Linked DNA regions of Mus musculus: regions 1, 3 and 4 are each linked to region 2. The links are chromatin loops, found by intact Hi-C in ENCODE. Cell type or tissue: heart. All regions are shown on one strand. Links, peaks and the distances in the headings refer to the core of each region. The heading gives the core; the rest is flanking DNA.

The links. Hi-C counts contacts between places; a loop is a spot of excess contacts. Peaks named below come from ENCODE experiments on the same cell type or tissue, not always from the same donor. Only the 100,000 strongest peaks of a DNase experiment are listed, where the experiment ranks them.
Region 1: it touches region 2 in a loop (2.2-fold over the local background); 2 of 42 quality-filtered maps call a loop at or near these places.
Region 3: a loop joins it to region 2, with 2.7 times the contacts of the local background. A loop is called at or near these places in 3 of 42 quality-filtered maps.
Region 4: a loop joins it to region 2, with 2.6 times the contacts of the local background. A loop is called at or near these places in 3 of 42 quality-filtered maps.

The regions. Positions count from the first base shown.
Region 1 is chr13:29,627,479-29,635,764 of GRCm38, reverse strand. The region is part of intron 8 of Cdkal1 (CDK5 regulatory subunit associated protein 1-like 1); the gene reads left to right. Among named protein-coding and RNA genes, the nearest start is that of Cdkal1, 220 kb to the left of the region's middle. In heart, for the core only: no CTCF peak of the experiment used is centred there; a DNase peak (open chromatin) is centred at 4,194; H3K27ac peaks cover 2,010 bases.
Region 2 is chr13:29,834,969-29,843,254 of GRCm38, reverse strand. All of the region lies in intron 4 of Cdkal1 (CDK5 regulatory subunit associated protein 1-like 1), which reads left to right. Among named protein-coding and RNA genes, the nearest start is that of Cdkal1, 17 kb to the left of the region's middle. In heart, for the core only: a CTCF peak has its summit at 4,407 (motif pointing right); no DNase peak of the experiment used is centred there.
Region 3 is chr13:29,195,608-29,203,893 of GRCm38, reverse strand. It overlaps a transcript of Cdkal1 not described here. Among named protein-coding and RNA genes, the nearest start is that of A330102I10Rik, 180 kb to the right of the region's middle. In heart, for the core only: no CTCF peak of the experiment used is centred there; a DNase peak (open chromatin) is centred at 4,013; H3K27ac peaks cover 2,428 bases.
Region 4 is chr13:29,409,843-29,418,128 of GRCm38, reverse strand. The region is part of intron 13 of Cdkal1 (CDK5 regulatory subunit associated protein 1-like 1); the gene reads left to right. Among named protein-coding and RNA genes, the nearest start is that of A330102I10Rik, 400 kb to the right of the region's middle. In heart, for the core only: no CTCF peak of the experiment used is centred there; a DNase peak (open chromatin) is centred at 3,448; H3K27ac peaks cover 1,421 bases.

The DNA of each region.
Region 1 (8,286 bases), core at 1,461-6,460, 210 kb after region 2:
GGGTGTTGATGCTGAGAAATGGTGTGTAGGCAACAACACTCTTGTTCTGTACAAAACAGTGATGAAATACCAACAGCACATGTGGACTCGCTCTTGCTTTATGTTTGTTTGGGAAAAGCTTTGGGAAGAAAGACCCATGTCTGCTGTTTAATGCATTTCATTTAGGGATGGGATTTGTTTGGCAGTCATTATAGGGACAACATAGAACTAATTCTGTACATAGCTCCTTCGGTCCCATTTCTTCCTGTTTGTATTGAAATGTAACTGCCATGTATGACTTGTAGGAAACAGATCACAGCCTTTAGGTGATTTCTATAGAATTTCATTCTCCTTTTCAGTTATTATTATCCCCTGTTATTAAGTAGGCCAATGTCTGTGTGTTTCTCCGGGTGTCTGTGTGTCTGTCTTTTTCTCCCCTCCTCCCCTCCTCCCCTCCTCCCCTCCCCTCCTCCCCTCCTCCCCTCCCCTCCCCTCCCCTCCCCTCCCCTCCCCACCTCCCCCCCCCCTCTCAGAGATCAACCACACATACGATTTTTTGAGAGATGTCTCTAACTAGCCTGGGACTAGACAAGTGTTTTATCAACTAAGCTTTCTTTCCAGCCTCTTTATTAGTCTATGTGTTTCAAACCACACATGGTGACTCATATTTACAACTCCAGTACTCAGAAAGTTAAGGTGAAAGGATGATAGTGAGTTTGAGTCTAACCTGGACTATATTAGCAAGTGGCTATCCTGGATTAGAGAGGGAGACCTTTTCTCCTTATTTCAACTTGTGTGTGTGTGTGTGTGTGTGTGTGTGTGTGTGTGTGAGTGAGTGTGTGTGTGCCTACCTTAAAATGAAGCATTTTACTTCTCTTGGTTGTATAGTTTGGGAGCACTTACCCTGTCTTATTGTTTATTGAGAGGCCCTCCCCACCATTTGACTCCAGAGTCTTTCTATTTCCCCAAGCTTAGATTCTGTTCATGAAACAGCAGCATCCCTGATCCCTCTTGTCTTCATCCCTGGTACTCACCCACTTTCTGCACCTGATTTTGGCTACACTACTTACTTTTCAGTTGGAGTCACATCCTTTTTCCTTTTGTGATTTGCTTTTTACACTTAGTGTTGTACATTTATGCTTCTCCCTAGGGATAGCATGTGACAGATTTCATTTTCCAAGGCCAGATACAATTCTATGTACCTACCAGATTTACTTTGTATATTCTAATTCTGATCAATATTTGTGTTTCTTTGCATTTTTGCTATGAGAGCAATATTTACTGTAAACATTCTTGAGCAAGTCTGTATGTAAGTGTTTGTGTATAGTTCTTTTGTTTCTATGGTGTTCCTGGATCATATCATATTTCTTTTTTAGGGAACTCTGCCTTTTTAAGGAACTGTCAAGTTATTTTCTATAGCCACTGTGTTACTTCCCATCTCTACCACTTGTAGAATTTTGTGTTTTCTTTTCTTCAGAGTCAGTCAACAGAGATCCTCAAATCAAAACAAAAAACAAAAATCCCGCCTTTAATCCCAGCACTTGGGAGGCAGAGGCAGGCAGGTTTCTGAATTCGAGGCTAGCCTGGTCTACAAAATGAGTTCCAGGACAGCCAGGGCTATACAGAGACACCCCTGTCCAAAAAAAAAAAAAAAAAAAAAAAAAAAAAAAAAAAAATCCTCCATTCTTTTATATGGTCAACAAAAATTTATCCTAACTTCTTCATATGCAAAGTTTCTCCATAATATTACAGTTGTTCATTATTTTAGGTCTATCTGGCTAATTTCTCTTTATACCATAGTGTTTGTGTTCATGCAATATAAGGTTTCAGCTCTCAACTTTGGTCATAGACTTTAACATAAAAAGATCACCTCAGCAGCAGGTAGAATCCCGTTAGCGGGGATCTGGGAAAATGTTTTTAAGGTCCCCAAAGACTAAAATAAAGAAAGTAAGTATAAGATTCGCCCTATGTTTAACCCTACCATCTGACTCTATAAATCATGAGAGTGCACTGGCAGAGACAGTTTTGATTTCTGAATGAGGCCAAGATCTGTAGGCCTGCCAGTACTGCTGTGCATCAGCAAGTTTTTTGATAAGTTATTTGCATTAAGAATTTGTTTATGTTTATTGATTTTATTTTATGCATATGTGTGTTTGCCTGGTCACTGTTTATGTGCATGGTCCCCTTTGAGTTGAGCACATGCATCTGATGGGACTGGGGTCAGGGGTGATTGTGAGCTGCCATGTGGATGTTGGGAACCAGACCTAGGTCTTTGCAAGACCAGAAAGTGCTCTAAATTATGGAGCCATCTCTTCAGCTCCTGATGCATTATCTTCAGTGTGAATTGTTTTTTAATTTATAACAATAACAACAACAAATACCACCAACAGAAATAAGTTGACAGTAGACTAGAGAGATGACTCAGCAGTTATGAATATTTGGTTCCCTTATGGAGGACCATAGTTGGTTCCCAGCATCATGTTGGGTGGCTCATAGCCATGTGTAACTCTAGCTCTAGGGGATCTTAATGTTTCTTCTGGCCTCCAGGAACACTCACATACATAGTGATATACATTCACACACACACACACACACACACACACACACAGAGAGAGAGAGAGAGAGAGAGAGAGAGAGAGAGAGAGAGAGAGAGAGAGAGAGAGAATAAATATTGTAAATCTTTTTCCATAAAAAAAGTGAGTTGATAATAATTGTATGTCTCCCTTTTTATTTCTACAAATAAATAAAGAGTCAGTAAGAAGAGAAAACATGGCATCTGTTGGTCTTTGGCTCTGACGTAGCAATTCCACTGGTTTCTGAAGGTGGTGAGATGCTGTGGAGGTCTCACTCTTCATGCTCTGCTTACGAAGATAATGCATTTATATGGTGTGATTCAAGAAGATTGTGTTTAAATAAAATGAATTTTAGAAACATTTGAGACCAGTTTTCAAAGTATGATACAAATAACCATTTAAAATAAAACAACTCAACTCAAAGGGATTCTCTTTCCCCAGAGCATTGGCAGTGCCACGCTTCCTCCCTGCTCCCTCTGGTCTACACTTCTAAATTCTTTGCAGGTTTACTGGTTCTGATGGGACCTGTGCATATGGTAATGCTGTCTTTAGCCAGGAAGAAAGCTGTATTTCCAATCTGTGTTTTCTTCTTGGGTTCTATTAGCAAAATTGTGTTGTATTTATTTTTTAGCTGTAAAATTAGAGAATGACCTTGATGAGTATTATGCTTGAAGTTTTTTATTTCTATTTTTTTTGTTTGATTTTTCCACAAACTCAGAAGTGTAAGCAGTTTTCTACACGGCCCCTTCTACAAGGCCTTTGTAGTATGCCTGCTCTGTAATCTTTTTGTGTCTTGATGCTTGGACTGTCTCAAATGGTCCTGTTCACAAGCTTGTTACAAATCTCTAGAAGAAAAATGTTCTATTTTTCAGCATAAAGCAGTATCTCTCTAGGAATGTTCAGTACATTCATACATATATCATGGTAGATGGACTTGCTTCTTGCTTATCTTTTATCTTGCTGTTTAATATACACCTCTGTAAAACAGTTTCTGGTGCTGGGGGCATAAGACTACTTCCCAGAAGCAAGCTGTGAGATATAAATAGAAAACATGAGAAATTGACCTGGGATTATTGCCACCACCTATGTGTGATTTTTACTCTACACACCATCAGCTGATATATTCACTAACCAGGGCAATATTCAATTGAACAAAGATGTTTTCTTGCCATTTTTGTTTTTGTACATTTTAAACGAGTTTTTTTAGACTTATAAGGGAATTTGGGGATATGTATGCAAATAGGTTCCAGAAACTTCAGTGGTTCTTTCTGGTCTCCGGAGAACTAAATGTAAGTAAAATATGAGCTTCTTGTAATTGTATGCATATGCAATTTTGGCATTCTTTTTATTTTGGTATTTATCTTTGTTTTTTAAAAAATTGTAACAGTGGGTCTGTATCCCCACTGGTGTATGTAGTGGCCATCTAACATCACTAGAAAGTTCTCTTCAACACAGACTTTTCCAGAAAGCCACAATGTTCAAAACACAGAGCTGTGGAGCTCAGTCTACAGTACAGCTCCTGCGCCTTTAAGGCTCAGTTATCACTGCAGAAACAGGAGTGGAAAGCTTTCGAGAGCCAAGAGGAACAGGGAGTTTCTGGTGAGATTGTGTCTCCTAGGAATGTCAGAAGCCAGATCCATGTCTCACCAACACAACTACATAAACAAGAGCTGAAACGGACAACAGCAGCAAACATGCTGATGATGCTGGGGGAAAGCCAGCGAGACTTGAAACCTACACAAGAAACTGCAGGCAATTAGGACACGCTGAGAGAGGGAGAAATAGTCTGCTCTAGGGAGGAGCTACCAACTTGGTTATCCAAAGCACTGGTCAGCCCTGCAAACATACAGACAAACATTCTATAGACTGTTCAGACTGTGCTTGTGCCTTTAGGGGTGTGTGTGTGTGTGTGTGTGTGTGTGAACAAATGAATGGAAAGGAGGCCATTAATTTCAAAATAACAATGAAAGATGTATGGAAGTATTCAGAGGGAAGATAGGGAAGGGGAAATGATGCTACCTCAAAAATAAATAACATAAAAACTAGTAGTGCCAGTACAAAGCAGTTTAGCTTTAGAGAACGTTGTTGTTGCTAGGCATGATGTCTTCTCATTCCCTGTGTGTGTTTTCCTGCTGACCTACCTGCATAGCACGCCTCCAACTATACTAAATTATGGTTTGGTAGCTTGTCCAGTCCATTGTGAGATCTCCAGTAGCACCAAGCATTTTTTTGTTGGTGTTTTAGTGGACTACGAGCACTGTGTTAAAGGGTGTGGCACAGTAAAAATTGCCGCTTGTGTATGAAGGTGGCTGCATTTGTTTATTTGTGGGTGTATGCCAGTGGTGTGTATAGACGCCTGGGCATATGGAAAGGCCAGAGCATTGTGCCTTACTTTATGTGTCTCCTCCTTATTCCTTTGAGTTAGTGTCCCTCATTGAACCTGGAGCTAGGCTGGTGGCCCAAACACTTGAGCAGTCTTCCTGTCTCCATCCAGCAACACTGCGCAGTTTATAGTTGCATGGGTAGCTATATCTAGCTTTTTACAGGAGTGTTGAGGATTTGAACTTAAATCCCCACTGTCGTATAGTTAGGGCTCATACTCAGCAAGGAGCCCCACCAGGCACAGCTGTAAGGCTTTTAAAGGATCATGCAATCAGTTTGTATTCTCACACAGAGTTAGTTTTTGTGTTATTAGAGGAATGAAGAATTCAGTTTGTGCTGTGGGGTGATAATAGCACAAGGCCAACTTGCTTAAGCTCCTGGCTGTGGTCTCCAGTATCACATCAAGAAAAAAAGAAGGAAGAAATTGAGTGACTTGGCTTCTGTGTACCTTTGGGCACAATTTATAATCCTTTTGAGCTTTAGTTTCCTTTATGAGAGATCCAGGTAATGCTGCTTGCATCCTTATTATATAAGATGCCTAATTTTGTATCAGGCAAGCATATGAGCCTCTTCTTTTCTTATTATTAGCTACCATTTCTACCAAATCCTTTTAAAGGCCTGGGAATTGATGGATACTGGCCATAAAAATAATTCTTTCAGGTAAAGGGAGTGGGGATGAAATCCATGGGAGTGAAAAACCATGAATGCAGCCTTTTGCAATAAAGAATGAAGCTCATAGGCGTGACATAAGGGGGCTAGAGCAGCAGTCTGTATTGTGTAATTTTTAACACGCAGGAGACAGAAGCCCAGAAAGGGCATAGTGGAAGACGATGCTGAGTTATAAGCGAAATTCTGGCGTTTGGAGGGAATCAGTAGTCAGTGCTGAGGGCGCAGAATCCTGGTCTTAGGAAGCCAAAGGCTTCATCGTGCTGGGACCTCACTTCTGCTGTGCTCTGGTGCTCCATTTTCTCTTGCTTGGGCTTTCAGCCTCAGCAGCAGATAGATCTTTATTACCTGAAGGAAGAGTTCTTCATCTGATGATAGCATCTCCTGTATTTGGTAGTTCAAACACTTGGCCCTTTTTTTTTTTTTTTTTTTTTGAGAAGTCCTTTAAAAAGCTAATGAGGAGACACAGTAGGTGCTAATTAACAGCCAAGTCTGCCTCTACCTGTATCCTGTTGAAGTTATTTATTGCATTCATTTTTCCATTGCATGATGATACCTTGGTGCAGAAGTATATGGGCAGTGGCAGTGTAGCTTCTCCAAGACTTAGCTCTAAGAGCTTATTATTTTGTCACACTTGAAGCTTCGAAACATTTTTATACAGTAGCAACTGATTTTTTTCAAAAAGTAAGGATTAAAGTATTTAAAAGGGTTGCAGCACACTGTTTCAGTAATTTACATTCAGTGTTCATGTTTTATTCTCAAGTGGGTTTGCATATTCAAATGTATTCTTAACCAAGAATCCAGGAGAAAGAGCAGCCTCAGTCACATGAGGATTCTCACGCTGCCCCTCTCCATTACTAACAGATTACACGAGTTATGTTTTAGAATAGAACTATGGTTTTTAAATTATTCTCAAACTTACAATATCTAAGGTTTTGGAAGAGACCATGCTATTGCATCAGTATATTCTGGGTTCCAGTCTTTTGGGAACTCATGATTTGTGAACCACCATGGTATTTCTTCTTCTTTCTTTCTCTCTCTCTTTCTTTCTTTCTTTCTTTCTTTCTTTCTTTCTTTCTTTCTTTCTTTCTTTCTTTCTTTCTTTCTTTCTTTTCTCTCTCTCTCTCTCCCTCCCTCCCTCCCTCCCTCCCTCCCTCCCTCCCTCCCTCCCTCCCTCCCTTCCTTCCTTTCTTTCTTTCTTTCTTTTTTCTGTCTCTGTAGTTTAAGAGCGCTGTCCTAAATGTGCTCTAGCAGACCTTGGGGCGGACTCCTGAGTTCAGTCTAATCTCCCTGCTCCTGAGCTGGTTAGTGTTTCTTGGCCAATGGCCAGCTCACAAGATGTGTAGGTGCGCTGCGCTTTCTCTTGTGTCACCACAGCCAGGGTAGGTGGAGGGTTTCCTGCATCTGTGCAGTTGAGCAGCCACCTCGCTTTTGTTTTGGCTTTCAGTGGGGAGCCCTCAAAGATCTTTTGTATTCTGACTGTTAAAGAACCTGGCTCTGTCTTCCTCTTGGACAGTTACTTAATTACTTATGGACAATTGAAAGTGTCTACTATGAATTCCCTTATTTTAAAGTGTTGAAGCGATTGGTCAGCACAGTTCCTGGTGACTGAAACATCAAAAAGCCCCTTCAGTGCTTTGGCACTGTGACTTTCTTCTGTATTCTAAGAAGCCCCTCCTATTAGAAGTTAGACATAGACTTACTGCTCGAGTTGGTCGTGTTGTGACATGTTCACAGAAGTATGCACTTTAGAATTGTTGCGTCTAAGGTTACTAACAATAGCAAGGGTTTTTTTTTTTTTGACAGATAAGGATTAGTCTATCTTATTCAATGGAAATCTAGAATTAAAAGTATCTCATCAACAATGTGTGGAAGAGCAGTTGAGTGAAGAATATTTTGAATTCCTAATGTATTATTTATATTTTCTGGCTTTTCTATTAGGAATGTTTTAGAATATCACTCATTTTTCCTTTTTAATGTGTTTTCACAAGCGGTTTTTCATGGAGTGGCTTCACTTCTGTTATTGAATACGACAGTAGAGAACTGTTGCTTGATTTCCACACCTGCTTTTAAATTAATATGTCCTCAATACGTGTGTTTCACAGAGTTGGACATAAGATACTCACGCTCGGCAGAGTTGGGCATGGTGTACTCATGCTCCACAGAGTTGGACAGAGAGTACTCGCGCTCCACAGAGCTGGTGATACGTGTCACATGACAGTGCACAAACACCACGTGACTCCAATGTAAAATTTACCAAGTATAGAAAGCTTTTCTACACAGTATGTAGCCTTATCAGTCCTCATGTGTTTTGTTTAAATGCTTCTTCCACTTTCCTTCTGCCCACTTTTCTTTCCACACCCTTTCCTTTGGTGTGGGATCTTTTAAGAAGCAACCCCAGTCAGAAGTGTCAGTGGCTTCTATCAAGATTGTCCCAGACCTTGTCATTGCCCTTCATCTGGATGGGACAATAACCAGAGCAGGGTCCCTGAAGGAGCATTAGAGCCTGCCCTGGCAGCTTGCCTAGAACAGTGCTGACTTCAGTGAATGCCAGTAGAGGGGAATCCCAGGTCCATGAGAACACTTGAGGAAGAGTCAGCAAGCACACTGGCCTCCCAGGGATCCCAGCATAGTACTGGGAATTGAGTTCCAGAATTTGAAACAGAACAAGTCATCATGAGGTGAC
Region 2 (8,286 bases), core at 1,356-6,355:
TATTTGATTCATGTATGGAGAATTTTATATAGGAAATGCATACAAGGATCACATTACTGATTAGGTTATTAAAATGAAATTTTTAGTTTGTGTTGATGTTGACAGAAGTAATGCTTGTTACATAAAGTTACTTAAAAACCGCAGTGACAGCAAATGTTGCCTGGTTATCTCAGTTTCCTTTGCTGGCTTGTGCTTTTGTCACGTCACACGAACATATCAAGCTTACCTAGATGATAAGTTACATTAAGACACAGAGTAAGCTGGGTGTGGCGATACATGCCTTTGGTCCCAGCACTCCTAAGAGGGTTATAAATGATATACACTCTGATTGTGAGTGGTTTAAGTTGTGGAAGATGATCAGTGTTATTGAATACCAGTTATATCCCTCACCCCCTTTTTTATGCAAAGTAATTTTTTCTTGCTTTTAATTGAAAAGATTTTTAAAAAACCAACAAAACCCATGTTTTCTGATTATATTTCTCCTCCCCCAGCTCCTCCCAGATTTCCCCACTTCCCCACTCGCCCAGGGTGGAAACCCTTTCTCTCATTAGGATACAAAGAGGCAATAAGTAAGTAAATAAAATAAAAAATACAAACAAACCAGACTAGGACAGAACAAACAAACAAGCAAACCAAAAGGAAAAGTGTCTGAGATAAAGCTCAAGAAACATCACACACGCAGGAACTCCATAAAAATACAAAATGGGATGTCATTTATACATGCATGCACACATGCAAAGGACCTGTAAGGGTAAAAAAACAGCCCTGAAAAAACATTATGAGACCGAGAACCTCCAAAAATTCTATTGAATTTGTTTTATGTTGGCCATCTACTGCTGGATGTGAATGAGGCTTAGCCCTAAGAGTAGTGACTAGACTCCATTGGATCAAATGTTCTTTTCCTTTCTGAGCAGTTAGCAATTGGAGATAGCTTCTGGACTAGGGTATGGGCATGTGTCTACTTCGCCTCTCACTGCTGGGACCCCATCTGGCTTAGACCTTTACAGGACCTATAAGTGCAATCACAGTCTCTATGAGTTCATATGTGCATCTTGCTGTCTTTTGAAGACCTGCTTCTTTGGTGTTCTCCACCCCCTCTGGCTCTTACAATCTTTTTGCCTCTTCTGCAGGGTTCCCTGAGCCCTGAGGGGAGGGAATTAATGGAGAGACCCCATGTAGGGTTGAGTGTTCCAAGGTCTCTTACTGTATGCTTATTGTCCAGTTGTGAGTCTCTGTTTATTCTCATCCACAGCTGATGCTGACTGAGGAAGATGCTAATCTATGAATATAGCAGAATGTCATTAAGTATTGTTTTATTGTTATTTTCCTTTAGCAGAAGAGTAGTATTTGGATCTCCTATATCCCTGGTCTAGCTATTCCAAGTTCTTGGACACATGAGCAGAATCAGAGACAGGTTCATCTCATGGAGTGGGACTCAGATCTAATCAGACGTTACTTGGTTTGTCCTACGAGTCTCCTGCCATTATTGCATTAGCACATTTTGCATGTAGAGCACCGTTACAACGGTGCTCAAAGAATTTGTTGCTTAGTTGGTGTCTACCTTTCTCCTTTGGTAGCATGCAGAATGTCTTCTGGTTCTGTGACTGTTTAGTCAGTAGGAGTCAAGGCTCTAGGTAGGCAATAGTTGGACTCCTCCACGTGCAGTGAGTTGTTGTCTTCAGCAGTAGGGCTTTACTCTAAGCTTGTGGAGAGCAGTATATAGTTCTGTAGTCTTGGCACCAATCTGCATTGGCCAACAGCTTGATTGTACATAACTCCAAGAATACATTTTTTTTTTTTTAATTAAAGGCATGGGGCCACCACACCCGGCTTTTTCTTTTTTCTTTTTTCTTTTTTTTAAGTTTTATTTATTAGTATATGTAAGTACACTGTAGCTGTCTTCAGACACACCAGAAGAGGGCGTCAGATCTCATTACGGGTGGTTGTGAGCCAACATGTGGTTGCTGGGATTTGAACTCAGGACCTCGGGAATAGCAGTCAGTGCTCTTAACCACTGAGCCATTTCACCAGCCCCCAGCAAGAATACATTTTTAAAAGAGAAAAATTGTAGTGAACAGACATAATGTCCAAATAAAACTAAAGACTTTAGTGAAAGTCATTAGAGTGTGCATATATGTGTTTGCATGTATGTGTGTGTTAATAATGACTATCATTTGGAAAGATTTTTATTATATAAAGCCATTTATATAATAGGGCATCACAATGTTACAATTTGAAAGGCCATTGATATATTTAATTAATTGCTGGATGCTATGCATAATTCTCTGTGGCCTCAAGGGACAAATGTATCTTTGAGAAATATAGCAGGACCGTTGTGCCACCAGGACTGGGTGGCCCACTTCAGAAGGAGAGCACTGTGGTCACGTGCTGCACAGCTCTACTGAAATACCATGGCCAGTATTTTTCCTATTAAAATAAAAATATTAAACATCCTACATATAATTTACTTTGTTTGCCAATAAATTTTGCCTGAATTACTATAAGATCTTGCATGAAAGTTGTTGAGAAAAAAATGGCTTCTTATAAAGAGTTATACTTTATATTATAAAAACTACTGAGTATTTTCTATTCACGTTTCTATAATCTATGTTCTCTGTATTAAATATTTTGTTGAAATTTTGAAGTACTTGGGCTGGGGAGATAACTCACTCACTTGTGTGGTGCACAGGACCGAGATTCAGCTCTGTTATCTACTTAAAACAAAGACATGAGCAAAACCAAAATCCAAACAAAACAGAACAAAGCACCCAGTGAAGTGCTGTGCTTTGGTGACCCTAGCTCTGGGGAGGCAGACAGACAGATTCCTGGGTCTCTTGCCATGCTTGCTTGGCAAGGTCTAGGCCAGTGAGAGGCTGTCCACTTGCCTCCACACACATGCTCATACATTTGCATGTGTTACTGTGCACACATGCATTTGCATGTGTTACTGTGCACACATGCATTTGCATGTGTTACTGTGCACACATGCATTTGCATATATACTCATACATGCACACACACACAAATATTTTGTAGTACCTTATTGAACTATAACTATATTTAGAAGGGTGTTTAAGACTTTGTTGCCGAGGTATAAAGTGGGATACACAATGATTTGTTGCCTCTTTGAAGTGGCTGAGATTACAAACTTAGGCTATGCTTGGATTTGAACTTAGGGATTCTGGAGTGCTAGGTTGACACTCCTCACAGAGCTACTTTCGTGATTTCTCTGTTAGTTTCTGTTTCTTCTTTATATACATGTTTGTTTTTCAGGCAGCACAGAAATAATTAATATATATATCAAATCAAATATATATATTTGATTTATTTGTCTAGTTGGCTGAGAAATTTCCCCATATTTGGCTTCTTAGGAAGTGCCCAAACTCATTTTGGACAGAATGCTAAGCAGCCCTGATTTGTCCTATACTGTGTCATCTGTACAAACCAAGGAGTGTGGGCCTTTCCTGTGTCCTTTGTACTTCAAGCAGTATTCTCCTTATGTTTAAATAATCTTGAATGATTGAGGAGAATGTTGGCTTTCTTGAAGGATTAGTTGGAAAATCTGGTTTGGTCTCCAGAATTTGAATGATTGATTAGAATCTTCATTTTTTGTTTTTTGTTTTTCAAGACAGGGATTCTCTCAGAATCTTCACTATTTTTAAAGGAGTAAGTGAATTCTCTAGTTCTTGGTTCTGGGTCCTCGCTCTGAAGACGCTTATCATTTGTCTAAAATGAATGGCCAGCAATGGTTAGACTTCCATGCTAGTGAGTCATTTGATACAGAGTGAAAACCTGCTTTCCCAATTTTCCCACTATTAAAATTGTGATACTGTTACCATTCTCCTGTTTCTCCTTGTGAGCTTGCAGTTTGTTCTTCATGCTGTTAACATTTGACCTAAACTTCAGCTTTGTGTAGCTTGTGAGCAGCAAAGCCAGCCATATGCTGTTTTCCTGAATAAACTTGATTGAAAGGGGAACTGTATCAGGAGATTGAGGCTTTAAAAAACTTCTGGCCTGCTACACTGTGTTCTACCTACATGTTAGAGGTTTTATGAGACAAATAAAACACATATCCATATACTTTCAGAAATCTGATACCTATTTAATTGCTTAATAAAGTTCAGATTATGCTTAAAAATATTGTACAGTGTTCTTGAGTAATTTATGTAGAAATAGCCTGTGTTTAAATTGTAGTTTTCTTTCTTAAGAAAATGAGTAGATGACAAATTACCATGAAAGCATCATTTAAAACATACTTAATTTTTTTATTTTTATTTTTTGTTGCCTTCTTTAATTTTGGGTCTAAAAACTTCAGGGACATTAGTAGTTGAGTATGTTCAACACTCTGGCCTTCAGAAGGTTTGTGTTAAAAATAAGATGTGTTTCTAGCTTTTGAACAGCAGATGGCAGTATTGCATCATGCGATCACTTAGTGGTGTTATGACCCCTGAACATGAATTCCATGTTACAAATGATCATCTAATAAAATGATTAGAAGTCATTAAGTTACCTAACATTTAATTTTTCTCTGCTTTTTTTCTATTTTTAACAGTATTTATATAAGAACTTGGCAAATTGACCTTTTCAGAGGCCATGTGAGCTCTTGTTAATCTGAGATGCAGTGCGCAGCAAATCAGATGTGTGATTATCCAATGATGGGCTGACAGCTTCAACTGGTCTTGGTCGCTTTCACTGCTCGTCCTAGTGTCTGGTTGTGGCTTTCCGTAGGAATATATTAAGGTGGGATTTTTGAATCTGAGGAAAAACTATTTGTTACTTTATGACTCTCTTACTTTCAGGCTTACTAAAAACAGTGGCATGGGTCCATCTTGAGTGCCTCATGAATTCTCAGACCTGTTTATTAAACAGGGTTAGGAAATGGTAAAGCAGAAAGAGTTGAACTCTGCACTTTCACATTCCCCTCTGACTTGACGTGGGTTTGAGGGTTGATGTAAGAGGGGCCTAGAATCTTGGTACAGGTTTATATATACTCTTTGGTATGTATTATATTTATGGTAATCTGAGGGCTTTCTTAGTGGTGGTAGTTGTGCCTTAACATTGTTTTCATGAACCTGATCATCTTAGACCCTCCTCTCCATAAGCCACAACGCTTTGGCACCACTGCTGTTTAGTATATTTCTGCTTACTGAAATAGTGACTTCTTAGCCAGTCCCCACCTAAGTGTGATTCACCCATTTTTCCTTTCCTTTGGTGAAGTCTTTCCATCTTACTCAGCTTGGACATTTCAGAGATACTTGGTCAGCAAATCAGAGCTGAAGTACCCAACTTTTAACACTCACACTGTAAAATAAGGGTAAAATCAGGTAATATCTTCTATTAGCTTAATTGCTAGCCAGCTAGCTCTCTCCCTCTCCCACTCCCTTTCCCCTCCCCCTCCCTCTTCACCTCCCCCTCTCCCATTCCCTTTCTCTTTCCCTCTCTCTCCCTGACAGAGTCTTACTGTATAGCCCAGGCTAGCCTTAAGCTTACAGTGATCGTCCCGTGTTAGTCCTCTGAGTCCTGTGATTAGTCCTGAGCACTGCCTTTGGTAGAAGTGGAGGATTAAATGAGCTAGCATGAGCAGTGTCCATGTGTGTTTGAATTACAAGTGCCATTGCACAGGGTACCACACACAAAATAGGAATTTTTAAAATGTGCATTATATGTGGGTTAGTGATCAAGTAGAACTGACTTTTGAATATGATGAATGTTAATAATTGCTTTCCAACTTTAACACAGAAGTCTATTGTAACAGTGAACTAAGTGGTATGTATGCATGTGAACGTCTGGAGCTTTCAGTAGAGTCCTATTTAGGTGCTGTCAGGTCCACTTGGCTTAGTCTTGACATGTCTGAGATAAGATCGCACGCCATCACTCTTCCTGACATGGACACTTTTACAAATGGTATTGAATCAGAAATCCAGTTTAATCCATTCTTATTAAATTGGAAGCAGTAATTGCTTTCTGTTTAATGGGCTGGAATTGACTGTAGCAATCTCGATGGACCTTTAAACTTGATAAAATACGGTTACATATGTTCCTGTTGGTTTGTGTGCTCATCAGGGTAGGGTTTAGCGTGTTCCTTGTGTTCAGAAGTTGAATTATTTGCAATGGTGGTAAAGGGTATAGTAGAAGGTGGGGAGAAGAATGGCATTTTCTCATTCCCCCCCTTTTTATTTCTCAGGGAATAAAACAGAGAAATAAATCTAAGGGCCTTCAGAATGGAATTTTCACCTACCACTCAGAAATAGGGAAGGCGATTATCTCTAGAGAAGACCTGGCGGGCGCACACCGGCCCCTGAGGAGTGAAGGCGAGCTGTGGGGAGCCACAGCCTTCCGACAGTTAGGCTTTCATTTAGTGGTCTCTAAGTCTCTCCATCCATGTCTGTTTCTAGTGACAAGGCTTGCCATTGGACTGAAGATGTTTCTGAGGTATTTAACAATCGTTGTTATGATTTGCTTTCATAGAAGAGCAGTGTCCAGTGTAAGATAGCTTCTCCTGTATCCCAGTTCCAGCAATGCTGGGTCTGGCCCGGCTCTTTGTGTGCTGCAGGCCAGCACTTAGCAGATGCCCTGTGTCCCCAGCCCCAGAGCAGCACTCAACGCACCCTTCAGCTTCTGGCTTTGTTTTGTTTAATTTGTTTTCTGTTGCTGTCTTGGTAACCTTATAAGGTGTCTCCATTTTGATAGCTTTTAGCTGTGATTTAAAAAGTCATTCTCTGAAGAACTATTGGCTGATGGTAATTTGAGTAAAATTGACAATGAGTAATTCAAGGGCACGGGCAGACCACTGTCATATCTTCTGCTTTCCACGTGAGAGCTGAATTGTTAGCAGACAGAAATGAAGGCCTGAACTCTGAGGGTGTCCTAGAGAAATATGTTGTGATTTCATAAAACTTTGTGAAATTATTGAAAAAGAGTGAAGGTGGTGTACAGACCTCATCAGTTTAAGGCACAGATCCTCGAGTGGGTGAGCTTGAAGCTTACCCGTCACAGCTCACTGTAGCCTCTTGTGACTTAGGCCAGGTGTGAGGCAGGTGCAGGCTGCAGTGATGAAGGCTGAGATCCCCTCCGCAATAAGGAAAAAGCTTTTTGCAGTTTTCAGTGATGAACCCCCCCATTGTCACATACATAAATATTGTTTTGAATACATGCTTTAATATTTTTGAAATGTAAATACCTTTATGAATGCAGTTAATGTTTATATAGTCATGTAATAATTTAATTAATAATAAAAACATTTTTTTGGCACATGTATGATAAAAACATTGTAAAAGGAATAAAATTATTTTTTCAAAATTGTGTATAGAAATGTGTGCATTACTTATAACAATTATGACTATATGGTTATATAATTGTAATGAATTAGTGTTGGAATTTGAAAACTAGTATTGTGACCCAGCAGTGACTGGCTCAGAGGTGTTTTAGAACTCAGTCAATAAAGCTTTCTCAGCTCTTTGAAGAGAGGGGTTCAACCCAGTGGAACTTCAGTAAACACAAACATGAGGTTCGACAATACATGTAAGAGTGTGTAGTTAAGGGGCTGGTGAGATGGCTCAGTGGGTAAGAGCACCCGACTGCTCTTCCGAAGGTCCAAAGTTCAAATCCCAGCAACCACATGGTGGCTCACAACTATCCGTAACGAGATCTGACTCCCTCTTCTGGAGTGTCTGAAGTCAGCTACAGTGTACTTACATATAACCAATAAATAAATCTAAAAAAAAAAAAAAAGAGTGTGTAGTTAATACATTGATTGAATGTAAGTTATGTAAGTTAAAGACTGATAGCTTGACTTGCCTCATCTGCTGTGCCTTCCTCGTATGCATTCAAGGTGTTTCTGGACGCCTTCGTGCAATTACAGAGCAACCCAAAAGATGGCACTATTGACCTGCGTTAGCATTTTCATTTGCTTTTTTTTTTTTTTTTTTTTTTGGATGGGAAAAAAAAGTGTTGGATGTCTTATCTGCAAATGTCTTAAATTGAGGTTATATTTTTTACATTTAATTTTCTGTTTTGTAAATGGATCCTTAATTCATGTAAGGCTTGCTGGGACCTGATTTCATTTTTATTTTGAAATGGTTTGGAAATTTGGTTATTTAACAATCATGTTGTAGATATAAACTATATAATCCAATATAATTAATGATAAAACCTTGTCTTAATGTGACAGCTAATGTTTCATAGGAGACATAGTTGCTGTTGTATAGCCAAAACCATTAATTTTTTGAAGTCTCTAAACCAGTCCAGTGATTAAAACATAGCAGGCATAAATAAACAATTTGTGTG
Region 3 (8,286 bases), core at 1,504-6,503, 640 kb after region 2:
CAGCACAAATCATAATAGAACATAGTTTTAATAGAACATATCAAATACTCCAGGGAAGGTGGAGGGTGTTTGTGTTTAAGAAGTTCTAAGGAGGGAGCCCTTCTTTGCTTTTAATGTGCAGTATCCATGACCTGCCCCAAAGGGGCCTTCCAAAGCATAAATAATAGGAAGGTGGGGGCAGCTCAGTGGATGAAACATCCTCAGTGTACATATGAAGATTCAAGTCCCACGAGTTGACCCATATAAAAGCTGGTGTGGGCCTGGTGGTCTGCTTTTCATCGCAGCGTCTGAGAGGCAGAGTCGGGATCCCTAGGGTAGATTGGCCAGCTAGTCTAGCCAAATCAGAAGCTCTGAGTGCAGTCAGAGAGCCTGCCTCAGCAAACAGCATGGAGAGTGATGAAGAAAAATACTTGACATCTATTTCTGGCCTCCATATGCACATACACACGTGTGAACATGCATATGCACACGCGCACATGCACACATACACCATGCCACATACACACAGCATAGGTAATTAATGGGTCGTGGACACAATGACCACTTATTGTTGTCAATGTGAAATATTATTCAAATATATTATATATGTTGGCAAGAAAAGGAGTTAAATTTCAGTTCTGGAACATTCTGCTCTCTGGCCTTGCAGTTTTTCATCTGTGTGATGGGAACTTTTCCTTCATTTGCCTCGATGATCACGAGGTAAGGAGCATGGGGGTATAAAGAGAGCAAAATGCCTTGTGTGAAGTCTGGCATGATGTAAATACCTGAGCATGTTTCTTGTCCTTTACACTCAACTTTTCAGTGTTGTCATAAATGACAAATGGGGAGGACGGGAGGGGTGCTTTAGGATGCTGCAGATGACGTGCTAACATGAGGCTGCTGAGAGAGCCAGCAACAGCGCTGGCAAGAAGCCTTTGGGGTCAGCATTCACATCCATTCTCAAACATCCCCACTACACACTAGAGCTGCAGAAAGTCTCACCAAGTTCAAGAAATTGTTGGCTCATCTAATGGCCAGGATGAGGCACAGGATGAAGTGAATTGCTCCAAAGGAATGTCTGGCACAGAGTCTCTGTTTCCAGAACTTTCCAGCACTGGCAGGTGTGAGATTCTGCAGTTACTGGGGGCCTGCCAAGGAGACTCAATGCTAACTGCCGAACACGAAGGGGAAAGTCCCCTGATGAGCTGTTGAAGGCAAGTTATAAAAGAGGGTACAAAAAAAAAAAAAAAGAGTCAGTTCCTAGAACACTCTGTAGGCATTGATACTTGGCCCAAGACAGCCCAGGTGCTAGCCAGCTCTTATGTGTAGAGGAAAACATAATGAGACAAGGCTTATCGACTAGCATTCTTTTCATACTGGTCTGTACAGCCAGTCTCTCACAGCTCACAGTGAAAGGACTGGGAAAGGAAAGAAGTGAGAGTTTGTATTCACAAAGCAGAAACCCTTGCCTATTGTCTTTGCTCCCATATCTGCTGCAGCAGGGAAGCAGACACTTGGAAGCTACCCTTGCTGGAGAATACAGACTCCTCACTTGGGACACCAAGGTAATTAAAACAAGGATGAAAGCCTGATATTTCCACCTTTATGTAGAGTCTGTCTCCTTTACTTTGACTCCATCTTCCTCAGGTGTCCTGTGTCCTGTCAAGGATGAAGGCAGAGACATGAGTAACCATCTTTACCCTTTCCTCCTGAGTCACCATAAATTTCAAGGACAAGACAGACCCATCCATCCACATTTTTTTTTTGGACAAGGGACTAAAGCTACCTCTGAGCAATGATGACTCAGCAGGACCGTTCACCCCCAGTTCACCCTCTGCCCCTACCCAAATGAGAATAATCTTCTATGGTGGAAATGTCTACCCCAGTCTAGATCTTGTGGGGAATAGATTGGCCCTACACCTTGGGCTATGCCTATGATTAAAAGATTAATAATATATTACATCATCTTGAAGAACTGGAGCTAAGATAATGATAAAGAACATCACACTGCAATCAGAACTATTTAATAACCCAATCTTTCTTGAGCCCTGCCCATCCTTCCGATGCTTAAACCTAAAACTCATGTTGGTGCCCTGAATAGGAAGTTGCAGTCACTAGACCCCATTGTTTTCTCCTGCTTTCACCTTGGGTTTGAAATCTCCCTCCTATCCACAGTTCTAATTCTTCTCAGAGAAGAAGTGGTGCAACTGTGATGGGTAGAGTCTTCCCCTGTAGCCACTAAAAGCAGTGGGCAGCCTAGAGTCTACAGGAAGGTCGAGCCATAGAGCATAGGATGTGGCTACAGGTCAACATGTACAGTTTGGGTTTGAGCCCCGAGACGAAAGACTGCTCCCAGTTGCTTCTCAACCTGATCTAATCTTTCCTCGCTTAACAAAAGCTTTATGTCTCAATCTGGGTAAATAATTGACCACAAATCAAATCATCCCCCACTCATCCCTTGCAGACCATGGCCTGTCATCACAGTAGCCATTGATAGTCCTTATTAACTTTATGGTAATTGCTGTTTTCATTGGCCACCAACACACAGAGGCTTTGGTGTAAACACTGCAGGCACTAATGAGTCTGATAGCCTGCTGGCTTTAGGAGAATAAATATTCAGGATAAAACTTGACAACAGTGCGTACTACTAAATAGCTTTTACAAACTCAGTCACAGGGCTGGAGAGATGTCGGCATCATTAAGAACTCACACTGCTTTCAGGCTATGTTCACTATGGTCAAAGACCTTGACTAAAGCAACTTATGGAAGGCAGACTTTATTTTGGCTTATGGTTCTAGAGAGATAAGAGTCCATAATGGCAGGAGAAGTGGGGCAGTGACTGGAGAAAGAAGCTGAGAGAGTAGACAGGAAGGATGCTGAAGTTATACATTTGCAGAGCTTGATACTTGGTGACATACTTCCTCCAGCAAACCTTCACATTCTAAAGGTCCTATAACGTCCCAAACAGTTAAGTATTCTGGAGGACTAAGTATTCAAATAATTGAGCCTATGAAGGACATTTCTCACTCCAACTACCATCTTGCTCTAGCAGAAGACCTGAGTTTAATTCCCAGCCCTTATTTCAGGTGGCTCAGGGCGGCCTGTAACTCTAGCTCTAGGGTAGCTCTGGCCTCGGTGGGCACCTGTAGTCTTCTGCACATATCAAAGCCAACACTACGTAGACTAAGTGTGGGGGTACACACCTATCATCTCAGGACTCGGGAGGCAGAGGAGGCCATCAAAAGTTCAAGGTCCTCCTCAGCTACGCAGCAAGTTTGAAGACAGGTGAAACTATAGTTACAGGTCACACTATGGTAGAAAGAATCTCTGCTCGGATTCCAGGCCCAGGTCTGCCTCTGGGGATACCAGCCAAAGCTTTGCTCTCTCTGTTTGCTTGTGTGTAAAGACAGGAGGCTGGATTAGGCATCCATGGTTGTTTTAAAAGAGAGAGAGAAAAGGGATTCTGCAGAGTGAAAGGAGGTGTCACCCTAGGAATGATCCCCCAGGCCATTGTTCAGGAGATCTCCAAGGACTCTGGTAGCAGAAATACAGAAAATGGGACAGGAAGTTAGGAATACAGTTTACTTTAAAAAAAAAAAAAACTAGAAATACTGGTTTTGTAGAAACAGCATTAGGTATAAAGCGTGTGTACATTTAAGAAGTTAAGACACAGAATTTTCCTTTTTTTTTTTTTTTTTTTTGCTGTTTCATTTATGAGAATTTTTTGACATGTTTAAGTTAGGCCAAATAGTGTGTTTTAGTGATGATTTTTTAAAAAAGGAATTAAGAAAGAGAGAAATTCTTGAGGAGTGAGTTCCAAAAGAGGTAAAAACTTCAGAGCTTCATAGTCTGGGGAATTTAGAAGCGTGAAGCAGAAACTGGAAGTTATCTCTGTGACTGGCTGATTCTTTGGGCCATTATGAGCCAGCCCAATGGAGGGCTGACTCTATGCTATCCCTCTGGTCCAACCAGAGAGCTGCTCACACACTGTTCACGTCATGTGCTGCCCACACAGTTAGAGGTAATCAAATCTCCCTCTGTCCGTCTCCGTTTCCTGCTTTGACCTTGACTGTCTGCTAGTTGTCAGTCTCTTGGCCCTTGGCCGGCAGCACTGCCTCTGACCTTGTAGATGTCCCGAATGCTGTTGGTTATATTAGGCTGTCTTTGTTTCCAAGATGTGGCTGCAGTCTTTTCTTGGTTAGCTCATATTTAGACCCCTGTCTGTGAGGCAGCCTCTCAGATCTGGTTAGAAGCCATCCTTACTTATGGTGCCTTCTGTCACAATTAGCTGCATTAAAAGCAGGACAAGGGTGCCTTGCATACATTCCTCAAGGGCTTTCAGAGGAGCCAGCTGGATTGCTGTCACTGGCCCAGAGCCCTTCCTTTTTTCTTATCTGTCTAGCTAGCTAGGTTACCGAATACCCTCCTCGCCATACTCCACACTGCTTCAGACTCTGCCATTTTAACCCCAAACCTTCTCTTTAACTCAGCCTCCGTCTCACTGCAATGTATACAGGCAATTTACAGTTGTTAGTATGGGGCCCCGCGCCCCATCCTTGCCTCTCCCCCACTCCCCCAGCACATCCCATACAGTCTACAGAAGAACTAGCTCACATCTCAGTAGCATGCCTGTCCAGGAGGCATAAGGCTTTGGGTTTGGTTCCCAGTGCTGCAAAAATGAACAAGTACATGATATCAGACAAATAGGTCCAGAATAGATCTAGTATACTAACTCGAATCTGTAATCCCAGCATTCAGGAGGCTGAGGCAGGAAGATTTTAAGGTTAAAGCTAGGCAGGCCTATTTCCAAACAAACAAGAGAAAGAAAGAAAAACCTATGGTGACAGGATTCCCGTCTCAGGGGACTTCTAAACTCATATTTGGCCATTGTGCAACAGTTACAATACTGTTGTGAGGAGATCAGCTACCCTGGGCTCTGCCCCAGTAGCGTCAGAAGAAAAGGAGAGCTGAGAAGAGAGACTTCTGTTCCTCCCCCCCCCCCCCCACACACACACACACTCCCCTGTGAGAAGAGGTATTGTGATCATAAAAAAAAATAAAGAAATATTAACATAGGTTCTGAGGTGTGTGGAGGAAGGTATTGGGGAAGGAGGTCCCTCAGCGGGTCCGTGCCGAGGCATCCCTTGCCCCTGAGAGACCAACTAGAGTTTATTCAGGGCATGACGAGGGTAGTTAAGAGAGTAGTAAAGGTAGAAAGAAAGGCAGAGAGAGGGAGAGAATAGAGAAGTAGAGGCCAGCCATGACCGCGGGGAGATGGGGGGCGGGATGCGGAGAGAGGGGGGGGAGAAGGGGGCAAGTGAGAAGCAGGAGTAAGAGAGTAAGAGAACAAGAGGGACAAGAGAGGAAAGAGGGGGCAAGCAGCCCCTTGTATAGTGGGCCAGACCTATCTGATCATTGCTAGGTAACTGGGGAGGAGCATACCTGGCTGTTGCCAGGAACTGTGGGGGTGGAGTTCAGACAGAATACCAACAAGGGGGACTCCCACCCCATATCCTTCAGCTCTTACTCCTCTACACCAGCCTCAGAGCACAGCGTCCCTCCCGCTATCCCAGCCTCTGTGCAAATAAGGAATTGGGCAAATCGGTGGGTCCTTTTAGGTAGTCCTTGGTTGTTGTTGAAGAACTGTTTCCAAACTCCCGCCCCAGACCACGAGACAGCAAACTCTGCAGGTGCTCACGATCCCTCTTTGTGAAGGGCGTGGTATTTGTACATAAACGGCACAGACCCTCGAACACACTTGAAATCATCCATAGGTTACTCAGAATGCAATACAGATGTGGGACAGGCAGCTCTCCTGTTGTATTATTTAGGGAACGGCAAGAAAAAGCCCATACTTGGTCCACAGAGGTGCAGTTGTTCAGTTGGTTTTGTTTTGCTTTGTTTTCAAATATTTCAATCTGCCTTTAGTTGACTTCATGAAAGTGTGGAGCCTGTGGATTTGGAGGGCTGATCATATGATGATCTGGTTTCAGTTTTAATCAGAATTAAAAAAATTTTTTTTCAAAGAGATAATTCGTTTTCCCCCCTGTGGAGTTAAGTTCCAATATATGATGAAGGACATAGACCACTCTCCACTAGAGCATCTTGGGTTTACTGTGGATTGGAAAAAAAAATGTTTGAGGACGCTGTATTTTTCTCTTCCAGAAAACTAGACAGCATTGAGAAGCAGAAAAAGAGAGAAAAAATAAAAAACAAAACAAAACAAAAAAGATACAACATTGACTGCTCATAACATGTTTTACATATTTTTGGTGTGCTTTTGGGTTTGTTTGTTTGTTTGCTTAATCTTCATAAAATAACCCAAATGAAAGAGAGTGTTGTGCTAGCGCCATCTTACAGGTAAGAAACTTAGCCTAGGGACCTACTAACCCCTGTAGCTGGTGAAAAGCCCTGCCTAGTTCAGCCAGCCACTTAGTGAGTAGAGATTGGCTTACATCACCTGGCTGGCTAGTGGAAGAATCAAGGTAGAAACCCAGGCCTTTGATTACAGTTACCTCTTCCTGCATTGCTCAATCTTTGGAGGTGAAGGACCCTTCCAAGAGGTCCTTTAGCCTTCAGGAAGAAGGCTCCAGTTCTCCTGGTGCCTCGGGAAGAATGGTAGTCTGCCCATATCTACACAGGCAGGCCCCCTTCTTCCTGTTTTCCCTCACTCTCCCATAAGCCACAGCACAGAGGCACGTGGAACAGGCTGTTGAACTTAAGCAGCCTGGCTGGCATTAACTCAGCAGACAGAAGATTGTCCAAAGCCTGGGCATCCCCACAAATTCCTGCTTGCTTCCTATCCCAGCATGACTGGGCTATGTGTAGCTCAGACAGCTCAGGCCATAGTCAGAGAAAAGCTTGCCTTCCGGATAGTTGCCACAGGGCCTAGCAACCGCCGAAGAGGCTGGAAAAAAAAGGAATAGTACAGGCTCTCCTCCCTCTCTTCTGTCCCAGATACAGTGACACACCCTGCATGTGTGTGACTATTGAGGCCTCAATAGCGACTGGCTTGTGTCTAGCTGGGTAGCCTCGGCTGGATCAGACCTGGGTTGTTTGAAAAGGAATTAGAAGAGCGGCCCAGCCGCTGATGATTATTCATCTTTGCAAGCTTCACTGAAGCACCAAGGAGAGCCCCTTCTGGGCGGGTCTTCTAGGATGTTTGTAGAAAAGTTTAAGGGAAGAAGGAAGACCTACCCTGAATATGGATAACAAAGAGTCCTGCACTGATTCAAGCCGAGAAAGGAAGCTGCCTCTTACTCCTGCAGTGGAGATGGGCACGATACCCCTCAAACCAAGAGCTCAAATACACCCTTAGGGATTTTGTTTTTTGTTTTTTGTTTTTTTTTTTTTTTTGAGGGGGGGGAATTGTTTGTTTGTAAGGAGTTTAATTACTTTGATATTGAAATGAAAACAATAACAACAATAACAGAAAACAAATAAAGACTCGTACATATTTGCATTCTGTTCTGAAAATGATTTGAGTTGGGGCTGCGAATGCTAAATAGCATCATTATCTTTTGCATGGATAGATAGCTCAAAATGTGTTTCAATTGAATTTGAATAAATGTGACACCAATTTTTCATCTTATCTAGTTTAATTTTCATGTACTTATTGAGCTCCTGGAAAGTAAATACTTTGCCCCCGCCTGTACCGCCCATTGTGTCTAATATGCGTATGTTTTCGCATATACTGGACATATCTGTTTGCTCACTAATGTTGGGCAAGCGATTAAGAAAGCACATGCTAGCTGGGATTATCATGACAGAGTCTTAGTTTGTTCTTTCATTCTACTAAATACGAAATCCATCTTTACATTTTTTTTTAAATTATTAAACCTGCATTGGCCAAATCTTCCTAAAAAGCAACGCTTCTGATTGCCTCCCTGTTCCTGTCCTCTCCTAGCTGTAGACAAACAACATGTATTAGCATAATCGAGATAATTAAGGGCAATGCTAGGTACTGTTCTCCTCCAGGCTTCTGTAGTTCAGGGACTGCCAATTTCCTCTCCCTCCTAACAGCCTGGAGGCGTGGAGATTAACACCTACAAAGTGTGGTGGCTTGAATATAGATGAGGGGAGAGACAGGCTGCTGCCTTTGATTAAAACATTAGAAGAATAATTATTACAATAGCAAAATGGCTTAGCCCTTCTGCTGGGATTCAGTTTTTTTTTTTTTTTTTGGTTTGTTTTTGTTTTTGTTTTTCTTCTCCCGTTTACTATGTGTCTCTGAAACTTTTCCCTCACATCTTCATAGAACAAATAACTATCTCTGTGCATCTTACACTTCAAGTTGAGAACGTTCTG
Region 4 (8,286 bases), core at 1,521-6,520, 430 kb after region 2:
CCACCCTGTAACTGCTAAGCCATTTTGTCAGCCCCATGAATGAATAGACAGCATATCTTTACTAAGGTATCAAAGACATAAAATGGAAATTTGTAGCCACAGAAAAATTCCTAACCCAGCTGATAATTAAAACAACATAAATTTAAATAGCTATAAATCATTGTTCTCCTTGTAACGTTTAATGTAGATTTTTGAGTTGACAGTATAATATAGGATGAGAATATTAATTTCAGAAGGAGCCTTAAAGTTCACATGAGTTAGAATAATTCAGCTTCAGAGAAATCTACCCTACGGAAATAATCAAGACAAAAATACACCTCTCTGCTATATTATTAGAAGAGAGGGGGGAAGAGAGGGAGAAAAACCAGAAATGTTTGCCTTTAAAGAAACTACTTATACCACCTCTGGGTCATTTGGCTAAGATCACCTCCAGGGATCAGTTCCATATGTGTGCCCCAGTAACACTTAACCAAGAACCTATGTCTATGCAGAATCTATAGCAATGCTCATATGAAGATGCTCCTGTAATAGCAGACGGTGGTTGGAAAATATCCTACATGAGTTATAAATTCTGTCCTGTTTCAAAACTATGGAATGAAAGCAGAAAGAAATGGCATTGTTTTCACCTCTCCCCTCCAGTGTAGCTGCTTACAATATAATTTTTATCTTTACACAACACATTAAAGCTTTCACTTTTTTAACCTTTATGCTTGTGACTTTTAAAACACCATTTAAGTATATCAACATTTTTGCCACAGAACCCTTCTAAAGAAGTTGTATTTGTTTGAATTTCCCTTTGCTTGCACATGTATCTCTCCCTGGAACTAGAATTCCAGTGGCTATTACAAGGCAGTTCCTGTATATTTATTTTCATTTTTTGTGAGGTCCTATAGGGCATAGGAATCATTCAACATTTTCTAAGTACACATGATCCATTTACGAAGACAAAGCACCTTGTGTTTCTATAGTTGGTTTTATGTAAAGCTATTAAAGGAACAGGAAATGTCCTTCGGCCGCCTTTCTCCCTACAGCTGCCCCAGAAATAGTCATTAGTATTAAACACAACAGTCTCAAACTGTTTCCCGTAGATCCATGGAAAAAGACTGCAGAGTCACACCGAAGCACTTGGGGTTGTTTAGAATAAAGCCCATCCAAAAGCAGTGAGATGCCAGTTTACATGTGGGATGGCAGCGGCAGCTGCCTTGTTACTGTGTGGCACTGCCCCATCCTAAATCAGATGGGAGATGGGTGCTGCCTGACAGAATCTGTCATCAGCATTAACATTATTAAAATAATTTAAAAGCTGCTGCTTCCTTTTTCAAGCTTAAGGGTGGGCTGTTGGTTTGTCCAGGCCTCCCTGGCTTTGGTTCTGAGGACTCCAGGCTCAATATTCCCACACCAGATTTTCTATCCAGCCAGGCCCCAGCTACCAGTTTTTATCCCAGTGGGACAGTGCAGCTATGTTCCTGGCGTTTTCTGCCTATTACCAGTTAGGGTCTGTGAACAGAATCTCCATTTGTGAGAACCTCATTGTGGATAGCACGCAGTGGTCTTTTCATTTTGATTGATGCCTCTGGTTCTGCACCATCTGGCTTCTGATAGGCTGCATTAATCATATCCCGAACTAAGAAAGTGTAGACATGTCTGCTTAATATGTACCCATACATAATGTAACATTAGTTATTCATTCAGCTTGCAAGGCAGAGTCATAATATACGCAAGGTCTTTATATAGTAAAGCATAAATATTAATATGAGACCCATTAATGCTGTTTTTACTTGTACTAACCTCCCCCTCATACATTTGTTTATGAAGATTGAGGAATTAAGAAAAGACCGTGTACACAATTTGCATGAACACACCACATTCTGCTGGCACCTCATATGGCTTTAGGGTGATGTGTGTCCATCACCCAATACCATGAGTTCACTGTCTTCTCTAGTTGCCTTGAAATACAGGTTAAATGCAAGTGGCAAACAGATAGCTTTTCTGTCATATGAACTCCCTGCACCAATGGCAGCATCTGTTTCCAGGGCTCGCTGGGAGCAACTGTGGCCCTGCTCTTTTGTGCTGCCTCTGGCTGGCCCCACTCCTGACAAGCTCTGTCCCCTGCTGTGCAATAGTATTAAGAAAGAAGGAGGACCAGGAAAAGCAAGATAGGGATTCACAAATCAAATAGAGTAGACTCTAAATTTAGGGCCTCCAGCCTTATCAGTAGTTCAAATTTGGTTTTGGAAATTTGCTAGGGCCTTTTCCAGGAGGAGAGATTTAGTGAGTATTAATCATAATCTCTTCAGTATGGAGAGGAGGGAAGGGAATGGATTTCAACTCTCCTGGGAAGTTACCTCGCTCAGCATCTCAGGAGCATATTTTTTGCAGTAGCAAATTAAAACCATAACTTCAAAAAACACATTTTATGTTTTATTAATTGTGTTTTGTCATAACAATACCATATTCCTATGTGGTTACATCTTCTTATATGTGCGCCAAACACAAACTATGTGTTTTAATGAATTATACCATTGAAGTGTGAGCGAAGATTAATGCTTGTATGCCACAGAATGCAAAATACAGCACACAGTGTAATAGTGATCAATCATGGGATAAAGCCTGGGAAAGCAGGCGCATACTCAGAGTTGGTGTTGAGAAAGAAGCACACTGCAGCTTCGGTTTGAAATGTGATTTCATGAGGTTTAATTAGTTGCCTAAGCACCAGGAGCAATAGCCATAGAGCATATGTCAAATATTACCTGCTCAGAAACTGTCATCTTAAGACTCATCATACTAAAATGGCACATGGAGAGCTCGGAAAAATCATTCCAGGGGTAAAATCCATCATTTAACATTCAGTTCATCTGCTTCTTATTTTAAAATTCATTTTTATGTTTCTTCCAATAATTTAGAATTCATTATGCTTAATTCACTTTATTAATTGATTTTTTCAGTGCACTCACAGTCACCAACACTGCATAGACAAATGAGAAAGCAGAGCCTCCAGAAGCAGGCTCCGGCTGTGGCGACGCTCGTGCGGCCCAGAATGCAGGCAGAGTGCTGACTTTGCCAGAGAACACAGGAATGGTGTCTTGGCTGTGCATCTCCTTGGATGATCTAAAAATAGCAGTCAAGTAGCTAGGCTGTTTCCAGGTTAACCCCCTTTTAAGAGATTTAACATCTTAGTGTGCTTGCTCTGTTACAAAATAATAAAGGAAAACAAAACGTTAGTGACCTCAAGCTTGCAAAGAGAGGTCATTCCTACTCTGGTTCTACTTCATAGTTTGTAAGATGCATTCGGGAAAACTCCTGTGTTGCCACTTGTAAAGGTGTGTGCTGATTTACAGTTCCTGCACTGCCTCTCTCTCGTGTGTAAGTTCACACACTGGGATCCAGTCTCTTCCTAGGTTCCCGTCACTGTGAATGATGAATACAGATGCTTCCTGCTGCCTGGATTCTGCTTCTTGCATGAGTTCCCCTGAGGGTTTCTGGCTCAAACTAAAAACTATTCTTAACCTATCAGGGCCTGAGCACTGGTGAACTGCAGCATGATTTCATGTCTGCCTTTGAGCAACATGTAAGCTGTCCCACTATGCTTCTGAAAATCAGGGGCACTCATTGTGAAGGCCAGGCAGGTATGATGAGATCAGCTCAGGAAGCCAAGGCAGGCAGCTTCCAAGGGGCCAGAGCTTCTCTGCTTCAAGACCAGGCTTGGGCAAACATGTCAGAAAGCTGAGGTCTTTCTTCTTCCTCCACAGTCCTTGGATTTTGGTTGAATATGCAACAACATTGTAAATTATCCCTCTCTAATTTATAAATACCAAACACTACCAAACACGTGTGACTTTTGTATTTGGAACTTTGCTTGTGTGTGACACATGTGTTTAGGTGCATGTTTGCCCATGTAGAACCTAGAGATTACCTATGATATCACTCTTGCAGCTCTGGCCACTTTTCCTGTCTGAGGCAGGATGCCTCATTAGCCTGGAACTCATCATCTGGGCTCCACTTGCTGGCCAGCAAGCCCTAGGGATCCTCCCTGTCTACACTTACAGATGTGGGCCGCCATGCTTGGTGGTTTTGCTTGGATTCCAGTGATTGGACTCAAGTTGTCATGCGTGGGCAGCAAGCACTTAACCTGCTGGGCTATCTCCCTGGACCTTCTTTGTAACTACTTCTTTTTCAACTATTTTTAAAATTACAATATAATTACATCATTTCCTCCAACCCTTCTCACATATCCCCTCTTCCTCTCTCTCAAACTCATAGTCTCTAACTTCTTTAATTTTTATTACAGAAACTAATGTATTCCTAAGAATAGGAGTACAAGCTGCTCATTCTGTTTCATTTTACTTGTATGAATATGCTTTCAATGCTAACTACTTGATATTGGATTAATATATCTATTTTGCAATATTTTTGAACATAGGAATACATTTTCCTCATTGTCCTATTTTATAGTTTTTAAGGTTGCCGTATTGTCAAGAAGGAACCAGTCACAAGTGTAGCTCTCCAAATCAGAGAACAGTACTTCCATTACAGGCTGTGCGTTCTGTTCCCATGGCCGTTAGCTGAAGTCAGGTGTCACAGGGTAGATCAGTGTCAGTGTGTGGACAGTCTGTCTTTGTAAGTGGGACTCAGTAGTCATTCTATGATGCATCATAAGCTCACATTCATTACTTCTGTCATTGCATGTGAGGCTCTGGAGATAGAAACAGTGAGGCTCTGTGTGCCCTTGTCCTCACACACTGTCAGTATGTTGTGGGGATGGAGTCAACAGCTCTTTAAACTCTACTATTCATACACAATACCAGCAGCGCCACTCTTTTTAGCTGCCAGTAGTATTAGTAACAATGTTTACATGCATTTTTGAAGGAATCACATGTGAGAGCTTAGCCAAAGGCTCTTGGAGCTTTAAAAGCATGAAGAATTCATATGTAGTGTCGATCCTGAAAAGTGTTGGGAGAACTGTGACTCATTGCTTGGACCAAAAAAAGTCGTTGTCGTCGTCGTCGTCGTCATCCTCCTCTTCCTCCTCCTCTTCCTCCTCTTCCTCCTCCTCCTTTGCTTGAATGCTTGATAATGAGCTTTTGCCACCATCTCCCCAAATTTAGAGGATAGTCATACTGAAGAACTACTCTTGAACTAGCTGTCCGATGCTGCAGTAAATTATTTTCACCTGGTCTAGAAGCCTCCAAGGCTATTGGTAGCCCACACCAATGGTCACCATTGTCATTCCCACACCCTATCTCTTAGTAATATGGGCCCACATCCTCTAGAATAGAGACCAGAAAACAAGCAGACATCATGAGCGGAAGGGGTCAGTAATACTACAGCATTTAGTCAGCATGTACAGGAGCCAAAGGCCACCAAGTCTTAGCTGACCTATAATCTGTCGTGGTAGCATTCTTTAGGAAGTCTCTTTTGAATACTGACCTACTGCATTGCAATTATTTGGTTCCAAGTGGAAAATACTGTTCTCAGCAAAACAAAACAAAAAACATTTATTGGTAATCATATATTACTAATGAGGAGTATTTTAGTTATTGACAATTTGTTCTTGACCCTCACTGCCAAAGACAGATTTATCACATAAATGAAAGAAGCTACTCTCATTGTTTTCACAGTGTATTTAAGCTCTCAGAAGGTAGTTAAAGCATGAAAAGCCACACAACAATAGGCTCCAGGCCTCTGCTGTATAGACAGGATAGTTAGACACTTGTCTTTTGAGAGAGCTTTCTTTGGAATCTTTTGAAGTAAAACACTTTGAAAAAATCATTTTTTCATAAAGCAATAATTTTATTAGAATTATTGGTTAAAGAGCCTATATGTAGTATAAATTGAGTGTGATTGCTCATTGAATTCCTGGGATCAGATGGCAGAGATGCAGACTAATAAAAGGGAGTGTCCCTAATACAATATAAGTAAACAGGGGAGGAGGAGAAGCTGCCCATCAAAGCAGCCGTGGCAGCCATGAGTTTTCCTTGGGAGTGGCATAAAACTTACCATCAAGCCGGTCAACTTCCCATTACAAACACTGGCTGCCTATGGCTGGGCCCACTCTGTCCGACTCCCAGGCTCATGTGCCGGGACCTTGCCTTGCTTCTCATGGTCTTTTCTCAGTTTTATCTTGCTGCTTTGTTACCTTCCCAGTCTTTCTTCTTCTGCCTTCCCCTCCCTTCCCTCATTTTCCCTTCTCCTCTTCTCCTGTCCCTTTCATCATTCATTCCTCCTTTTTATTTTTCTTTCTCTCTTTCTTTGTTTTTTTTTCTCTGTGTGGTGCTAGGGACTAAGCTCAGGACCGTGTACATGCTGGGCAAGCACTCTGACAAGGACTGTGTCCCCGGCCCTTCTTTCTTTGCTGTTTGTGTTTCTTCTATCACGTTAAGCATTGACTTCTATATGAATGAATAGAGTCTCGCTTTTGTTTCAAGTGCAAGTGTGAGTAGATGGTTTATGGCCATCTGTATTTTGTCATGCAAAATTCAGTGACTTGGCCATAATATTCTTCATTCTCCCTCTCTCCCTGGTCTCCTCCTTCTTCTCTTCCTCCCCATCCTTTCTTTCCACTTCTCCCTTTCCCTCCCCCCCTTTCTTGCAAAACATCCTGTTTTCCTTTCATTCACAGATAACCACAACCCAAAGCTTTTTATGTCTCTAACATTTAACAGACTTGATTTCATTTCGAATATTTTTGTAATCCAGATTTGCTAACACCCTAGGCAGCATCTGTAGATTGGAAAAAGCAAGTACTTCATCCAGCTGGCCCTGGCCGGCACGTCCACGCTCGAACTGAGTACTTAGGGGAACATAGGGCACATTTCCTAATCCTTCTGACCCACACAGTTGTCATCTGTGAAAGACGGAAAATACTGTCTTCTTTTATGACAAATGAAGCTGCAAACAACTGATTTGTAGAAATAACTTGGAAAATCTCCTATCCATTTCCTTTCCCTTCCTTTCTATATAATATATCTAGTCTAGACATTGACAAAACTATATTTATCAAATATAAAAATACATTTTATGTTTTACTTCTTACATTTTTCCATGCATCAGATTGACTGATCCTACAAGTACAAAGCCAGACCCAGTCCTGGGGATACCTGAAGTCACAGTCACTTCAGGGCAATAAGTGTCTCCTTGCTGCCGCCACATATCCTTTTCCATGCTCAGGACCCCAGCCAGCCCTTCTCGTTCCTATTCACCCACAGACATGCCTGCTTCCAGGACAATCCAGTGATCTTATCCCCTTCCGGTTATAAATCATTAAGGATCATCAGCAGGAGATCGTCCTGGTTATGTTCAGTTGGAAAAGAGAAAGGTATTTAAGCTGACATCCAAAGTACTAGTTGTTGGTACTCAGTGATAGCAAACCTTCCTGTTTTGTAGCAGACTTTTTGCAATGTGTCCTTGTAGCATGCCTGAAAAATTATCCATTTTAAATCCCCCACCCCATCCCCATAGACGTCACTTTTATGTCTTGCAACCTGACCAAGGAGATCCATACATCACTGGAAACTGCTTCCTTCAGGCAGAAGCCCATCACTCCCAGAGAGCCTGGTGTCAGAGGCTGGGGAGGTTGCAGGGCGAGTGGGTCACCAGAGAAGGCAGCCAGCTCTGAACATAGGGTGGCATCTGCTAGATGCCATTACTTGAGATCTTCAACATGCCCTAACAAAAACATGATAAAACTGAAGAAGGAAGCTGGCTCCAACCTCAGTGCAACTCTCAAGATGCCTTTCTTTAACATCTGTGCTTGTAGAAAGTGTGGGGCACAACAACAAATCTCGTTAATTATGAAGATATCCATTACAGGCTAGAATGTAACTTTCCCCTCAGGTAAACAGTCAGCTTTCTGCTGACTGTGTTTCTCTGTTGTTTTCTTGTGGAAGGAGAGTTAAGCTAAACCTGAAGGATCAAGGAGAGGAACAAACAAGCATCCACTTAATAGCTAATGTACCCATGAAGCAGATGAGTAATACTGTCAAATACTTTATATATGGCCTTGTGTTTTTACTTAATAATACCTTAGCTGCTAGAATATAAATTTCTCCAGTTTAGGGACCATGTCTTCTACTCTCAAGTGCCCCTCAAGGAACACAGAAAAGGAGTTGATGTTTAAAAGGTTGTAAGTAAATGCTTGTTGAGTAGAATTGAATTTATGGTTGTATTACATATAAGTTATTTATACTAAGACCATAAAAACCACTAAGTGGAGTTTGATATAGTTTCCAGTGGACACATTGTGGTCCTGTGCCTCCAAGCACCCCTTAGACATACCTTATGATAACA